Regions from separate parts of the Homo sapiens genome. Here region 1 is linked to region 2. The links are chromatin loops, found by intact Hi-C in ENCODE. Cell type or tissue: endothelial cell of umbilical vein. All regions are shown on one strand. Region 1 overlaps LINC01999 (long intergenic non-protein coding RNA 1999). Region 2 overlaps APPBP2 (amyloid beta precursor protein binding protein 2).

Region 1 (2,500 bases), 100 kb after region 2:
TCTTTTTTTTTTTTTTTTTGAGACAGGTCTTGCTGTGTCACCCAGCCTGTAATGCAGTGGCGCCAGCTCAGCTCACTGTGACCTTGACCTTCTGGGCTCAAGTGATCCTCCCACCTCAGCCTCCCAAGCAGCTGGGACCACAGGCCCACACCACAACACCTCACTAATTTTTGAATTTTTTTGTAGAGATGGGGTCTCTCACTATGTTGCCCAGGCTGGTCTTGAACTCCTGGGCTCAAGTGATCCTCTCTTGGCCTCCCAAAGTGCTGAGATTACAGGTGTGAGCCACTGCTCCTGATTAAAAAGTTCTATTTTCCATATACCTGCACTTGGAGGACACTGTGGGTGAGCATCTGTGCACGACCGGTTCCTCACTTGCCTTGCGCTAGTCCCAGCCCTGCTCTTCATTTGCTGCTTTCAGAGGGTATCTTTCAACATTTTCCTGAACTTGGGCCTTCTCTGAGGGAGATCCAGCAGTTTCTGAAATCACTAACTGCTAGTTTACAAAATCCTTTCGGGTCCCAGACATCCTCCCTATTTCTTAAGAATATTTTTGGCCGGGCACAGTAGTTCACGCCTGTAATTCCAGCACTTTGGGAGGCTGAGGTGGGTGGATCACCTGAGGTCAGGAGTTTGAGACCAGCCTGGCCAACATGGTGAAACCCTGTCTCTACTAAAAATACAAAAATCAGTCAGTGTGGTGGCACGTGCCAGTAATCCCAGCTACTCGGGAGGCTGGGGCAGGATAATCGCTTGAACCTGGAAGGCGGAGGTTGCAATGAGCCGAGACTGTGCCACTGCACTCCAGTCTGGGTGACAGAGTGAGCCTCCATCTAAAAAAAGGAAAAAGAAAAATGTTCAGGACTATTATAGCTGAGAAAAGTTTTCTTCATGTGTCCTTTAGACTTCTATGTTCACAGCCTTTCTTCATAACAGGCCCCTCCCTTTTCTCCCTCGCATCCTAATAAACCTCTATTCTACCCTCTGCCAAATTTGTATTAAAAGTCGCACATGAGCCCAGACGACATCTGATTCTCTGCAGCTAACAGAGGGCTGGCAACAGAAATCTCTCTTACATCCTGGCAATATGTAATATACTACCTTTCTCATCTAGTGATGAGAGTCCTTACGGGTCTAGTTTCTTCCTAAAGGATGCACCCTCTCTGAAACTAGACATCAACCTTATAACTTTGAATCATTCTCTAATTTGGCAAAAGCAGATCTTGCAAAATAATTTTATACGTTCTATTTTGAAAATGCCACCTAGTGGACAGAGCTAGTAAGGTTTTCATGATAACAACCAGTCATGGGATAATCACGAGAGTGAGCCCAGGGATTTAGCAAACCCTCCAGCTGGGTCCACTTCAGCACACAAACCAGCCAAATGGCCTGTGATGACTTTTCTTTTTCTTTCTTTCTTTCTTTCTTTCTTTCTTTCTTTCTTTCTTTCTTTCTTTCTTTCTTTCTTTCTTTCTTTTTCTTTCTTTCTTTTTTTTTTTTTGAAATGGAGTTTTGCTCTTGTTGCCCAGGCTGGAGTGCAATGGCACGATCTCGGCTCACTGCAACCTCTGCCTCCTGGGTTCAAGTGATTCTCCTGCTTCAGCCTCCAGAGTAGCTGGGATTACAGGCATGCACCACCACGCCCGGCTAATCTTGTATTTTTAGTATAGACAGGGTTTCTCCATGTTGGTCAGGCTGGTCTCGAACTCCCGACCTCAGGCGATCCACCTGCCTTGGCCTCCCAAAGTGCTGGGATTACAGGCATGAGCCACCGTGTCCTGCCCTGTGAAGACTTTTATCCTGTCTTTTCTGCTTCCCTCCAAATTAATCATGACATAATAATTCAAAAGAAAATATTGGGGGCAGGCACGGTGGCTCACACCTGTAATCCCAGCACTTTGGGAGGCTGAGGTGGGCGGATCACTTGAGGTCAGGAGTTCAAGACCAATCTGGCCAACATGGTGAAACCCCATCTCCACTAAAAATACAAAAATTAGCCGAGCATGATGGTTCATGCCTGTAATTTCAGCTACTCAGGAGGCTGAGGCAGGAGGATCACTTGAACCAGGGAGGAGGAGATTGCAGTGAGCCAAGATTGCGCCACTGCACTCCAGCCTGGGCAACAGAGCAAGACTCTGTCTGAAAAAAAAATACAAAAGAATTAACATCAAGAAGAAAATGTTGGTTGTTCCAATTCATGTTGTTATGACATCCAAGTTGCTAGCTATTGTAATGGCAAAATATTTGGGGAAAGTATATGGAACAAAGGTTCATGTGCTGGGCAATGATGGGAAGTTAGTAATTAGTATGTCCCCTCTCCAACTGCATAGAATAGTTTACACTCAGCAGGAAAATCGCTAAACTAAAATTCCAAACATAATATGAGAATTCAATAGGTACTTTATTGTTTGAAAAAAAACATATAAATCATGACTGTTTCTCCCCACCCCTAAGAGTAGTAATTTAAAACTCTGGAAATATTTTAAACAAAGATAGGAGG
Region 2 (2,500 bases):
CAACCTTCTGCCTAAGGAAAAAGGAGGTTCTCAAAATGTGGCACTACCATGTAAACACAGTATTTTACTTTCATAACATAAAATTATGTCTACCTGATCAACACCTACTGTCAAGAACAATTACTATTTGATTGAACTATTCATTGTTTAAAATGAAAAATATACAAATGTGTAAGTCATTAGTTTACTAATATATTTACCATAAGACTGAACATGACTAGTTAGAGCCTCATCAGCCAGACATGACGAAAGTAAAATACACTGAAAGTGAACCTAAAGGAAAAGAATTTCTCTCCTTCTTGTAAGTGTCTTTTTCTTAGAACTAGTTTATCCCAGCACTTTGGGAGGCCGAGGTAGGCGGATCACGATGTCAGGAGATCGAGACCATCCTGGCCAACACGATCCCCGTCTCTACTAAAAATACAAAAAAAAATTAGCTTGGCATGGTGGTGCGTGCCTGTAGTTCCAGCTACTTGGGAGGCTGAGGCAGAAGAATCGCTTGAACCCAGGAGGCAGAGATTGCAGTGAGTCGAGATCACACCACTGCACTCCAGACTGGCGACAGAGCAAGACTCCATCTCAAAAAAAAAAAAAAAAAAAATTGGAAATAAATGATAGCTTGAAAGGGGAGAGCTGCATAATGAAAATAAAGACCGGTATGGGTTTAATAATTTTTTTTTACTATGGTGAAATATATATAAAACTTTGCCATATGAGCTATTTTTAAGTATACAATTCAGTGGCATTAATTATATTAACTATGTCATGCAACCATCAATACTATCCACTTCCAAAACTTTTTCATCACCCCAAACAGTCCCTAGTAACCTTTAATCTACTTTCTGTCTCTATGAATTTGCCTATTCTACATATTTCATGTAAGTGGAACCATACAATATTTGTCCTTTTGTGTCTAACTTATTTCACTTAGGATAAAATTTTCAAGGTTCATCCATGTTGTAGCATGTACCAAAACTGGCTGAATCATTGTATGTGTATATATGTAAATGCCAAATTTTGTGTATCTATTTATCTGCTGATGGATACTTGGATTGTTTTTATCTTTTGACTTGTGAAAAATTCTGCTATAAACACTAGCACACAAATATCTCTCGATTCCTTGCTTTCAATGCTTTTAGGCATATACTTGGAGTGAAATTGCTGAGTCATACAGTAATTCTATGTTTAGCTTTTTGACAAACTGCCAAACTGTACTCCACAGCAGCTGCACCATTTTACATTCCCAGCAACAGTGCACAAAGTTTCCAATTTCTTTTTTTTTTTCAAATGCTCTCTCAGCAGAATCACTTGATTTCTTCTCATCCTTGCCAACAGTTATTTTCTTTTTTTTAAACTGTACCCATCTTGGTAGGAATAAAGTGGTAGCTCATTATGTTTGATTTCCATTTCCCTAATGCTGAATGACACTATCTTTTCATGTGCTTATCTTTTCATGTGCTTACCGGTCTTTTGTGTATCTTCCTTGGGAAAATGTCTATTCAAGTCCTTTGTCCATTTTTTATTTTTAATTTTATGAGACAGAGTCTCACTCTGTCACCCAGGCTGGAGTGCAGTTGCATGATCAAGCTCACTACAGCCATGATCTCCTGGGCTTAAGTGATCCTCCCACCTCAGCCTCCTACGTAGCTGAGACGACAGGCCAGTGCCACCACACCTGGCTGATTTTTAAAAAAATTATTTTAATAGAGACAAGGTCTTGCTATTTTGCTCAGGCTGGTCTCAAACTCTTGAGCTCAAGAAATCCTTCTGCCTCAGCCTCCCAAAGTGCTGGGATTACAGGTGTGAGCCACCATGCCCAGCCTGCTCTTTATTAATTAATTAATTAAATTTTTAACAGAGTTTCGCTCTTGTTGCCCAGGCTGGAGTGCAGTGGCACAATCTTGGCTCACTGCAACCTCTGCCTCCTGGGTTCAAGTGATTCTCCTGCCTCAGCCTCCAGAGTAGCTTGGATTACAGGCGCCTGCCACCATACCCAGCTAATTTTCCTATTTTTAGTAGAGATGGGTTTCACCATGTTGGCCAGACTGGATTTTTTTTTTTTTTTGAGATGGGGTCTTGCTCTGTTGCCCAGGCTGGAGTGCAGTGGCACGATCTCAGCTCACTGCAACCTCTGCCTCCTGGGTTCAAGCGATTCTCCTGCCTCAGCCTCCTGAGTAGCTGGGATTACAGGTGTGCACCACCACGCCTGGCTAATTTTTGTATTTTTTTTTTCAGTAGAGACAGAGTTTTATCATGTTGGCCAGACTGGTCTCAAACTCCTGACCTCAGATGATCTCTCTGCCTCAAACTCCCAAACTGCTTGGATTACAGGTGTGAGCCACAGGGCCCGGCCTCATTTTTAAATTCTGTTGTTTGTAGTTGTAGTTCTTGATATATTCTGGATACTAGAAACTTAATTGACATGTGATTTGCAAATATTTTCTCCCATTCCATAGGTTGTCTTTTTATTTTCTTGATGTTTTTGATTTACAAAAGTTTT

Evidence for each region. Hi-C counts contacts between places; a loop is a spot of excess contacts. Peaks named below come from ENCODE experiments on the same cell type or tissue, not always from the same donor. Only the 100,000 strongest peaks of a DNase experiment are listed, where the experiment ranks them.
Region 1: a loop joins it to region 2, with 4 times the contacts of the local background. A loop is called at or near these places in 3 of 110 quality-filtered maps.

What each region holds. Positions count from the first base shown.
Region 1 is chr17:60,568,673-60,571,172 of GRCh38, forward strand. The region is part of intron 2 of LINC01999 (long intergenic non-protein coding RNA 1999); the gene reads left to right. Among named protein-coding and RNA genes, the nearest start is that of LINC01999, 5.4 kb to the left of the region's middle. In endothelial cell of umbilical vein, a CTCF peak has its summit at 1,283 (motif pointing left); DNase peaks (open chromatin) are centred at 1,279 and 2,339; H3K27ac peaks cover 881 bases.
Region 2 is chr17:60,468,744-60,471,243 of GRCh38, forward strand. All of the region lies in intron 4 of APPBP2 (amyloid beta precursor protein binding protein 2), which reads right to left. Among named protein-coding and RNA genes, the nearest start is that of CHCT1, 48 kb to the left of the region's middle. In endothelial cell of umbilical vein, no CTCF peak of the experiment used is centred here; a DNase peak (open chromatin) is centred at 1,198; H3K27ac peaks cover 1,734 bases.